Regions from separate parts of the Homo sapiens genome. Here region 1 is linked to region 2. A link is a contact called in ENCODE Hi-C or POLR2A ChIA-PET data. All regions are on one chromosome and are shown on one strand. Each heading gives the region's core, a stretch centred on a gene start or an enhancer-like site at or near the end of the contact. The rest is flanking DNA. Distances are from core to core; before and after follow the strand shown. Region 1 overlaps LARP4B (La ribonucleoprotein 4B). Region 2 overlaps DIP2C (disco interacting protein 2 homolog C).

What was found. A loop is a pair of places that touch in the nucleus more often than their neighbours do. ChIA-PET counts read pairs that join two places held with the same protein, here RNA polymerase II (POLR2A). Pooled maps may share reads with other maps.
Region 1: a pooled map shows a loop between it and region 2 (3-fold over the local background). The contact joins two enhancer-like sites. A Hi-C loop is called at or near these places in 2 of 50 pooled maps. POLR2A ChIA-PET finds 5 or more read pairs at or near these places in 2 of 52 experiments (B cell and BJ).

Annotation. Positions count from the first base shown.
Region 1 is chr10:847,261-853,482 of GRCh38, forward strand. The region is part of intron 5 of LARP4B (La ribonucleoprotein 4B); the gene reads right to left. Among named protein-coding and RNA genes, the nearest start is that of LARP4B, 81 kb to the right of the region's middle. Within about 2 kb of position 4,816, at least 3 of the 41 ENCODE cell types and tissues checked have a DNase peak (open chromatin) inside an H3K27ac peak, as active enhancers do; they include B cell, where a contact is called at or near this core.
Region 2 is chr10:315,062-320,631 of GRCh38, forward strand. The region is part of intron 31 of DIP2C (disco interacting protein 2 homolog C); the gene reads right to left. Among named protein-coding and RNA genes, the nearest start is that of ZMYND11, 180 kb to the left of the region's middle. Within about 2 kb of position 2,335, at least 4 of the 41 ENCODE cell types and tissues checked have a DNase peak (open chromatin) inside an H3K27ac peak, as active enhancers do; they include B cell, where a contact is called at or near this core.

The sequences.
Region 1 (6,222 bases), core at 3,566-6,065, 530 kb after region 2:
ACACCCGGCACTGCAGACAGAGGACACTGAGGAGCAAAGACAATGACAAGTGAGACGGGCTCTCAGGGAGACTGGAGGTTGGGCACATGGTGTTGGTAAGACACAGGCCATCTGCCTCCAGGTAGATGGAGTCACAGGGGCTAGGTTAACTTTCCCTTTAAAACCACCAAGAAACCAAATAAGACAGATGAAATGACAGTTTTCCAGATGTGGGACATAGAGCAACAAAGGACATAGATTCCTATGTGACATGAAACTTTTTTCTTTTTTTTTTTTGAGACGGAGCCTTGCTCTGTCACCCAGACTGGAGTGCAGTAGCGCGATCTTGCAACCTTGGCTCACTGCAACCTCCACCTCCCGGGTTCAAGTGATTCTCCTACCTCAGCCTCCTGAGTAGCGGGGATTACAGGCGCACACCACCAGGCCCAGCTAATTTTTTTTGGTATTTTTAGTAGAGACAGGGTTTCACCATGTTGGTCAGGCTGGTCTCGAACTCCTGCCCTCGTGATCTGCCCACCTCAGCCTCCCAAAGTGCTGGGATTCCAGGCGTGAGCCACCGTGCCCAGCTTGACATGAGACATTAAAGTAACCCCCACAAGTCCAGCCCACTGCCCTGAGGGAAGTCCCAGGCTGTGCCCAGGGAGTGGGAAGTCAGGTGGGAACCCAGTGTATGGCTGTGTGGAAGAGAAAAAGAGAATGCAGGAGATAGGGAGGCTGATTGCATAGGCCAGACAGCAGGAGGAGCTCCAGAGAACCACAGGGCCCAGGACCCATCACGTTGTCAGCCAGGTTCTTTGCAAAGCACGGATGTGATGAAACTACCCAAGGCTCGTGGAAGAACCACCTGAGGGGATCAGAAGTATAACAATATATGTCATTCACGTGCAGAGCCTGAAATGGTTAACCCTCCCCACCAGAAACTCTTGTGATTCCCGGAGCCCTGCCTCGGTGATAGGAACAGGCCCCACACAGCACCGTCCCACTCACACCTAACATCTTAAAAACAAGATATGAAAGGATCACACTGTTTCCAAGAAACCTGGCTGCATCCCAGAACAAATATCAAATATTTAAAGAAATACAAAAATACTAAGCCCTGAATACAGTAAAACTCAATCTAACCAAAAATTACCATGCATGCAAAGAAAGAAGCAGGAAGATATGACCCATGACAATGAGAAGTATCAACCAACAGAAGCCAATCCAGAACTGACACAGATGTTAAAATTAACTGAAAAGGATGTTAAAAGTTATCATAACTGTATTCCATATGTTCACGAAGTCAGGTAAGGACATAAAAGTTATTAAAAAAAAAAAAGAAAAAACTTATAGAGATGAAAACTCCAATGTCTGATATTAAAAATACTTGATGAGATTAACAACAGGGTAAACATTACAGCAGACTCGGGAACCTGAAGACACAGTAACAGAAGCTTCCCAAAATCAAACAGAAAAATGAGAAGCACAACCAGCTGAGAGGATCAGCAAGCTGCGGACAACATCGAGCAGCTGAGCTCAAGTGTAACAGCAGACCCTGGTATAGTCAGCCCTCAACACAGAGAAAATCTACACACAGGAGTAGAGAGCACCAGAAACCGCCATGACATGGACAAACACGTATGCTGTTTTGCTTGTTACAGTTTCAATCTCTTTTAAAAATAACTGACTTTTAAATAAAAATAAAAACATATATTGTCAGTTTATAGCATAAGTAACTGCAAAAGGCATGATGACCAAAGCATCCGGGCCACGAGAGAAACGGCGGCAGACTGCCCTGATGCTGTGCTCTATGTGAAGCAGCACGCAGCCACCTCAAGGTAGACTGTGTTAGCCGGAGGAAGTGGAGCAAAACGCAAAGAAATCATTAAAACAGCGAAACAAAGAAGAAGGCTGCTCCAAAGGAAAACAGAAAAAAAGGGAAAGAGGAACGAAGAACACATGGGACAAAAAGAAACAGAACACGTCTAGCACTCAATCTTGGTTTCTGATATCACTGTCCAATGAAGGACCCAGCGCTCCTTGGAGAAATGGCTGATTCTAAGGCTGAAGCAAGGAGAAACAAAACAAAACAAAATAACCACAAAAAAACCCTATGTTGATGGGGCATGTCAAAGGGAGCCGACCAGAACTCCTGATGGCCAAAGCTAGAAGAACAATTTGAGCAACAAAATAAAGCAGTACTGGATTATAACCAAAAGTATAAAACAAACATTCTGGAATCCACACTGCTATAAAGAGTTGAATAAGTAAATAAATAAAGGAGAAGAGACAAATCTCCCATACATAAGAATTTTAAATAATTTACGAAGATTCGTGTCCTCATGGAGGGGGACCATAAATCCCCAACTCCTTAAGTGTGGGCTGTACGCAGCGACTTCCTTCCAAACAGTACAACATGGAAATGGGGAGGGAAAGGGTAACTTCATAGTGAGAAACCCAGTAAACAGCCAGGTGATCAAGATCAACACCAACAGTGGTAAGTCACGTTGACAATGTGCACCCTTGATATATGTGATAAAAGTGGTGTTTTACCTTCTCAAACCCATTACCACTATAGTATCATAATGAGGAAAACATCAAATTCTAATAGAAGAGAATGTTGTTACAAAATACTTGACTAGTACTCTTCAGAACTATTATATCAAAACTACCACAAACAAGGAAAGCCTGGGAAACTGTTACAGCCAAGAGGAGCCTAAGGAGACGTAACAATGAAATATAATGTGGTTCTCAGCTGAGATCCCGCAACAGAAAAAGGACGTTAGGTTACGATGTATCACTACTGGTTCAGTGATTGGGACAAATGTACCATATTAATGCAAGATGTCGGTAATAGGAAAAACTGGGTGCCAGGTATATGGGAATTCTGTGTGTTCAATCATCTCAATTTTTCTAAGTCTAAAACTATTCTAAAACAAATAGCAAGATGAGAGACCTAAACCTAACCAAAGCAATTACCACACTAAATGTTAACGTTCTAAATAGAAGACAAAAAAGCAAAACCCAAATGTTATGTTATCTACAACAAATGCACTTTATTAAATACACAAATAGCTTAAAGTAAAAAGGATATAAGATATACCATATTAAGGCTAGTCAAAAGAAACCTGGAGTGATTACATTAATGTGAGACAAAGTAAATTGAGAGCAAAGACTATTACTAAAGATAAAGAGAGGGGTCAATGAATCAAGAGGCCACAAAAAAGTCTTCAAAATACGTGAAGCAAAAACTGATAAAACTAAAAGGATAAACAGACAAATGCAAAAATTAACAGAACCTTTCTTTCAATAGTTGACAGAACAAGTAGACAGAAATCAGAAAGAGTACATTAATCTTGAACACTACCACTCAACTTGACCTCATTAACACTGACAAAATATTCCCCATAGCAACAGCAAAACACATATTCTTCTCAAGGACAAATGGAATATTTAACAAGACAGCCCATATTTGAAGCCATAAAATAAGACTTAATATATTTAAAGAAATTCAAGTCATACAAAGTATGTTCTTTGACCACAATGAAATTAAACTAGAAATTAATAAAAGAAAGATCCCTGGAAAACCCCCAAATATTTGTAAACTAAATCAAATATCTCTAAATTATCTATGAGTCAAAGAAAAAAAATCAAAAAAGAAATACAGTATTTGGAAGTAACTGAAAATGAAAACAATGCATCTAAATTTGAGAGATTCTGCTTAAGCACTACTTATGGGGAAAATAGTAAAACTAAATGACTATATCAGAAAATAAGAAAGGCCTCATATTAATGAGCTCTGCTTCCACCTTAGGACACAGAAGAAAGGGTAAATTAAACCCAAAGAAATCGTAAGAGAGTATATTACAAACATCAGAAGAAAGAATGAAATAGGAAAGAGTAAAACAAATGAGAAAAATCGATAAAATGAAAACACTAACTTTTTTTTTTTTTTTTTTTTTGAGATGGAGTTTCGCTCTGTCCCCCATGCTGGAGTGCAATGGTGCGATCCTGGCTCACTGCAACCTACGTTTCCTGGGTTCAAGCAGTTCTCCTGCCTCAGCCTCCCGAGGAGCTGGGACCACAGGCGCCCGCCACCACAGGCGGCTAATTTTTGTATTTTTAGTAGAGATGGCGTTTCACTATGTTGACCAGGCTGGTCTTGAACTCTTGACCTCACGTGATCTGCCCGCCTCGGCCTCTCAAAGTGCTGGGATTACAGGTGTGAACCACCATGCCCAACAGAAAACACCTTTTGATAAGGTCAATAAAACTAACAAACCTCTACCCAGACTGATTGGGATTATAAAGAAGACACAAATTACCAATAACAGAGATGAGTGATGTAACATGACTACAGATTTCACAGGTGATAACAGAGTATTATGAACAACTCTGTGCTGTAAATCCCACAACTCAGATGAAATAGACCAAATCTTTGTAACTATATAAACCAAAGCTCCCTCAAGAAGAAATAAATGAGTAGCACTATGAAAAAATAAACTGTAGTTGAAAGCTTTCCCACAAATAAAACTCCTGCCCAGGTGGGACGCAGTGGCTCATGCTTGTAATCTCAGCATCTAGAGAGGCTGAGGTGAGCGGATCGCTTGAGCTCAGGAGTTTGGAGACCAGCCTGGGTAACATGGTGAAACTCCATCTCTACAGAAAATACAAAAATAAGCCAGGCGTGGTGGTGTGCTACTGTAGTCCCAGCTACTTGGGAGGCTAAGGCGGGAGAATCGCCTGAGACCGGGAGGTTGGGACTGAGTGAGCCATGATGATGCTACTGCACTCAAGCCTGGGTGGCAGAGCAAGACTCTGTGAGCAACTAAACTAAGTAAGTTTAGTAAGTAAGAAAGGAAAGAAGAAAAAAGGAAAACTCCTGCCCACATGACTTGTTTCACTTCCTCATATGAGGGTGAAATAATACGTAACCTCTTCCAAAAACTTAAATAGAAAGAAAAACACTGAAATGAAAACTAGAAACCAAGATCCCAGGTGTAAAAATTCTAAGCAAAGTTTTGGTAAATGGAATCCAGTAGTATATCCAAAGTATACTGTATCATGATCTACAGAGGTTTAGACCACAAATGTTGGTATCACATTTGAAAAACAATTAATACAATTCATCCGAACACACTAAAAAACAACAAATATATGCCCATCTCCATAGATGACAAATTACAATATTCATTCCTCATAAAAATCTCTCAGCAAACCAGGAAAAGAAGAGTGCCTCATCAACATATAAAGGGCACAGACCTAAAACCACCACTAACGTTATACTTCATGGTGAAATACTGAGTGCCTCTTGTAAGACCAGAGACAACCCAAACGTTTGTTCATTCTTTCCACTTCTGTTCACCTTTGTACTGGAGGGCCTATCTAGTACAACGGGGCAGGATAAAGAAATAAAAGGCATCAAGATTGGAGAGAAAGTAAAACAGTCTTCATTCTAAAATAATCCAATCATCTATGTAGAAAATCCAATGTAATCTACAAAAAAGTGTCTAAAACTAATAAGTGAGCATAACAAAATTTCTGGGTTTGGACTCAATACATAAAAATGAATGCTTTGATATACTAGTAACAAACAACTGCAAATACAAATTTTAAAAATCACTTACAATAGCACCAAAAAATATAAAATACTTATAAACTGGATAAAAGATGTAAAAGACCAGTACACTGAAAACCAAAAAATACTTCTGAGAGAAATTAAAGATCTAAACAAGTAAGAGATACATCTTGTTCATGGATATTGTTCAGATGTCAATGTTCTCCAACTGATCTATAGATTCAGTGAACCCCCCAACAAAAATCTCAGCACTTTGTAGATATTAACAACCTCATTCTAATTTGCATGGAAATACACAGGAACTGGAATTTAAAAAGTAACTATGAAAAACAGAGTTGGAAGGCTATCACTACCTAATTTCAAGAATTATTAACAGTACAGGCATACCTCAGAGATATCATGGGTTCAGTTCCAGAGTGCTGCAATCAAGCAAATATTGCAATAAAGCAAGTCACACAAAGTTCTGTTTTCCCAGTGAATATAAAAATTATGAGTACACTAAACTGTTGTATATTTAATGTGAGATAGCAGTATGTCCTTAAAAAAAAAACTACAATACCTTCATTTAAACATACTCTATTGCTGGCTGGGCATGCTGGCTCAGGCCTGCAATCCCAGCACTTTGGGAGGCCGAGGCAAGTGGAACACCTGGGGTCAGGAGTTCA
Region 2 (5,570 bases), core at 1,085-3,584:
CCCTCTGTGTATTTTTTGAATGATTTATTGCATTCTATCTTCACACAGTGTTATGTGCTATGAAAATGAAGATTCTTGCAGCAGTGCATTTCCGGGGCCCAACTTCCTGTTGTCTCATCTGTTATTCCTACACATGCTACGAACACCTCAGCTGTTCATATTTTTAAACAGTTAATACTTTTAAAACAAACTAAAAATATTTACATGTCTACATATTGACAGATTCTAAAACGTTTTCTTGTATTTACTCTTTTCAGTATTCTTCATTTCTTCTTAAAAATTTGGGCTTCATTTTGCTATCATTTATTTTCATCCTTGAGACATTCTTACTATTTCTTGTGACACGTATTTGCTGAACGATTCTCTAGGTTGGCTAAGTATCTGCTTTTCTCTTCCATTCTGAAGGATCTCCTGCAGAAGAAACAGCTCTTTCAGCAGCCTGCATGCACCACTCCACTGTATTCTGGCTTCCAGCACTTCTGATGAGAACTCAGTGTTGTTTTTATTACTTCCCCCTACTTAGTTTTATTTCTGCAGGGACTTTAAGATTGACTCTGCCACTGACTTTCGGTGTTTGGACAACAAAGCATCTGGGTGTGATTCTTCTCATTTACTCTGCCTGGAGTTGACTGAGCTTCTTGAATCTTTGTGTTGATTCTTCCCTTCACTCCTGGCCATAGGTCTTCAAATTGTTCTCTTGCCCCATTTTCTCTCACCGCTCCTTCTGGGGCTCCGATCACTACAGGTATGTTAGACCCACGGGCCTCAGACACTCTGTTCCACTGTATTTTCATGCCTTTTCTCCTTGTTTTATGCTTAGGTCATTTCTATTGGTCAGACTTCAAGTTCATTCAATGAGTCTTTCCTCTGCTGTATCTAGTCTCCTATTAAACCATGGGAATTTTATTTCTAATACTAGTTTTCATTTCCAGCATTTCCATTTTGTTTTTTCTCATAGTTTTTATCTTTCTGCAATACCCCCCACCTCTTCATAGATGTTGTACACCTTTTCAACGAATTTCTGGCCTCACCTATCACAGCTATTTCGAAGTCTCTGATAATTGCAGCATGTCTCTTCTACTGACTCTTTCTAGGGCCATCTCCTCTCATGAACATGAGTCCATTTCTCTTGCTTCTTTGCAGGTCTTTTAAATTTTGATTATATAACACAATGTTTTATGAAAAACGAAGATTGTATTTAAAAGAACAGTAAAGATTAAATAACATTTACCCCCAGAAAAGAATTTACAAGCCTATGGGCAGGATCCGGATGCTGGGCCTGAACACTGACACTGGATGTCTTCTATGCTTCACGGCGAGAGATCTGCTTTCCAAACAGTAGGAGACCTTCCACCCACTTTAGGTAACTGGGTGATTCTCTCTTCAGTCTCACCCCCAGCTTCCTCTATTCCACTGCCACACTCCCAGCCTTTGGAAGGCAAATACGTTACACATGGTGAAGGGCAAGGGCGCTGCAGAGGGATGTGCTATGCCCTCATCCCACCTCCATTGTTGAAGTGTGAGTGGAGTTCCCACGGTGATTTGGGCTGCCCTGGAGGGTAGCCAGGGCTCTGCTGGGTGATCCAGGCCACCCTCGAGCGGGAGCCAGCGGCTTTCCTGCTCACCTCCCAGCCCTCAGGAGCCCCTGCCTTTTGCACACTAAAGGTTCAGAGTGCCTCAGAGAAAATGCATCCACTTTTAGGACTCCCCTGGGATTCTCATCTACCTTGCAAATAACATACTGCCATTTATGTTTTTTAAAAAGTTCAGAAACTTTTTGCTTTATCATTTTTTATGGTAAATTCTTTCTCCTGGCTCCTCTGCCATGGGAAAAACCACATACAGGTCTCTTTTCTCCTAGGAAGAAATGTAATTCATCTACATTTGAGTCTTCAGCTCTCTGATGGATCTTAGAAACGATGAGTCTGTGTATTAACCAGATTGTTCCGACGGTTATGGTTGGAACAAGAGTCTCTTGTGACTTCTACATCTCAATAAAAAATGGAATTCCAAAATATTTAAAAAATAAATTTGCAAAAATCACATTGAGCTTGTTTCTATGGTTGGCATCAAATGGATGGATCTGTATGTTGTCATCAGGCATTGATGCAGGTGACAAACTGTCAGGAAATGGGGGTTCTGGAATGGATTACTGGTGGGGTGGGGGCCACAGACAGTGTGAACTCAGCTCAGGCCGTCTACCAGCAAGCTGGTCATCAGGACCAGCCAAACACTGGCTTTCGTAAAGTTTGACTGAAGCACGGCAATGCCTGCTCATTTACATATTGCCTGTTTCTGCTTTGAGTGGCACAGCAGAGCTGAGTAGCTGTGCGGAAAGCACCATGAGGCTGGCAGCCTGGACGCCATGCTCTGACACTTTAGAGAGAGGGCGTGGGAAGGCTTTAGTTTAGGGGCTGCCAAGCCACAGAGCAGATGAAAGCACCCAGACGTGACACGGCACGGCTGTTTTTGTTGAACTTACTGAGTGAATGATGAACTCAGATTCTTGCTTTTTGGTTCAAGACATAGACTAAAAGCCAGGCATGTTCTGTGACTGCGATAGAGAATCCCTTGCTGAAAGCCAGGCGAACACTTGAAGCTGTGCAGTTACACCCCTCAGACCCTCATCATGATCTCCTGGGTCCCTAAGACTCTTCCAGCGGTGACTCCAACATTCCTGGAGACAGATGGAAAGACTCACTTAGCACCTTGCAGATCCAACATGATTATCTGTTCAGTGCAGTGTCCATCAGTGCCTAGGGCACGTGAGACATCCAAAAACACTGGTAGAATTCGAATGTTCCTCTTCTTTTCTCTCTCTTCATCCCTCAATTGTAAATTTTACAATTCCATCTGTAGATCACAGAATATCAGTGATGGAACCAGAGAAAGAGGAGGCATCGCCTAGGAAGTCGTGGGTTTGATGACGGTCATGGTAATTCCAGAGGCTTCGGCTTGTCTCCCCTTTGCATGAAGGGCAAGTGCCTGAGTAGACGTAAAAGCAGCAGCTGCATCACGGTGGCTTCCTGGGGCTATGGAGATGCGTAAGGGCAGGACGAGAACACAGTGATGCTGGATGGCGAAAGGGAGGGGTGGGAGCAGCCACCGCTGCCACACTTTGGTCACCATACATCTCAACCGTCCTCCTGTATCGGGAGAACTCCTCCACTTTTTGAGTCCTGTTTGAATACAGAGCCCTTGTGGCTCTGTAGGAAGTAAAAATACCAGAAGTCCCTTCCCAGCCTTCCTGGAAGCTAGGGTGTGGGGAGACGATCAACCAGTCACATCCATTTACAGCACAAACCAATCGGGCTCTTGCTGTCGGCAGTGAAGGTGTCCAGACACGATCCAGGTTTGGGGAATGCCATGCTGGTGGGGAAGTCTCGTGTCCAGGAACAAGGTCAGCAGTGCAGACTTCAAGGTGTGGTGTCCTCACAAGAACAAGCTGCTGCACAAGCGGTTCCCATAGGCAGGTTCCCAACGCTGGTCCTACTCCCTTGGTGGTTCTGAGAGCCACTCACTGGTGCCTCAAACTGCCAAAGGAGGTTTCCATTGCTTACAGGTCAGAAAGCTGGCTGACGTGCAGGATACCTGGAATATGGTTTCCATGATCCCCAGCGTGGCTGGGATGCCGTGTGTCAGCAGGAAAGGGCATAAAGTTCCTGCTGACGGTGGCTCATTCCCTGAGGCTTTCAAAATCCCCAACAGCACCTTATTTATTTCCTTCACCTAAAAGCAGTGTAGGGGGACAAGGAAACTGAGAGCTCAAGTTAATGAAAGTCTTATTATTACAACTATTTATTTTGAGAATTAAGATTTACATCATCTCCTGAGCCTTCCACATTTTTCTTTTTTTTTTTTATACAGAGTCTGGCTCTGTTTGCTCCGTCACCCAGACTAGAGTACAGTGGCACGATCTCGGCTCACTGCAACCTCCACCTCCCAAGTTCAGGCAATTCCCCTGCCTCAGCCTCCCGAGTAGCTGGGATTACAGATGCGTGCCAATGAACCGGGCTAATTTTTGAATTTTTAGTACAGACAGGGTCTTACTATGTTGGGCAAGCTGGTCTCGAACCCCTGACCTCAAATAATCCACCCGCCTCAGCCTCCTGAAGTGCTGGGATTACAGGCGTGAGCCACCGCGCCTGGCTCACTTCTTTCAACAATCCATGACTCCTTCTATTACTAGGGGGGCTGTATTTCTCTTTCATTGTGTGAGTTTCAAGATTTAAGGGTCACTGCAATAGTTACTGTTGATTTAATCCCACACAAAGCTACTTATAATAAAGCTGCCCTCTCAGATAAATCAGTTATTTTTCTATATAATAGAAATCCAAGTTTCTGTTTATGTTTTTTTCCTAATAAATAAACAACCGCGGTCTCTTTTGGAAAACAGAAGACCTCATGTTTTTCTTCCCTGCTTCTACTAGAAGGAGGATGCAATTTTTCTGTTACAGTGAACAATATCTCTAAATCTAATGCAACAAAAGACCTTCCAGCTTACATTTTTGAAGAGTAATTGTGGCTGTGAGAAATATATTTCCAAATAATAAGTGACACCTTCTAATAATACTAAGAGAAATTTATGTGAAAGCTAATTAAACACAGAAGTCATAATTTGATCTTTCTAATGTCCACTTTTATCATAAATTTAGTAAATTGAAATTCTTTTAAAGTCATTTTTCCAGCTAAAGGTACTGGGAAATGTTACTCCTAAGAGTAACAAATAGCTTTTACTTCTAAATTTTGTTCTGTTTTTACCTCCTAGCTTTGTCAATTAGGAAAGTTCACTTCTCAGGGCCTTCATCTCTCATCTTAAAACAACTAAGAATTCCCTTAAAGAGCATGGGAAGACCTAACTAGATGCTGTCTGAATCCAATGGTCCAATGCAATGACTAAAGAATGTATTTTTCCAGCGTGAATGACTCTTAAGGTGCAAGCCCCAGACTTCCTATTTGAGAGGAAAATGCTGTTAGAAGGTTGAAGAATAGTAAACCCTGGGTTTTCATTTGCAAGGAACAGTTACAGATGGCATATGAGCTTTTAGCTGGTGAAGATTCACACCAGGGGTTCATTTTGAGAAAATTCATCATGCCAAGTCATTTTCCACGGGAGACTAGACTCTAGTCAAGTAAGGATATGTTTAATTTCTCTAATGTGAATTGTATTTACACACACAGATTGGCACTTAAAAGAATCAACTTTGGCAGGCTGAGGTGGGAGGATCACGAGGTCAGGAGTTTGAGACCAGCCTGGCCAACATGGCAAAATCCTGTCCCTGCTAAATATACAAAAATTAGCTCGGCGAGGTGGCAGGTGCCTGTAATACCAGCTACTTGGGAGGCTGAGGCAGGAGAATCACTTGAACCCAGGAGGCAGAGGTTGCAGTGAGCCGAGATCATGCCATTACACTCCAGCCTGGATGACAAGAGCAAGACTCCGTCTCAAAAAAAAAAAAAAAAATCAAGTATCAGTACTTTGACAAAATGTATCCAACATCCAGAAGTGACTGTGATGATGTGAGATGGCACTGGACACTCAGGGAGGGAGATTCTTTCATAAAGCCATG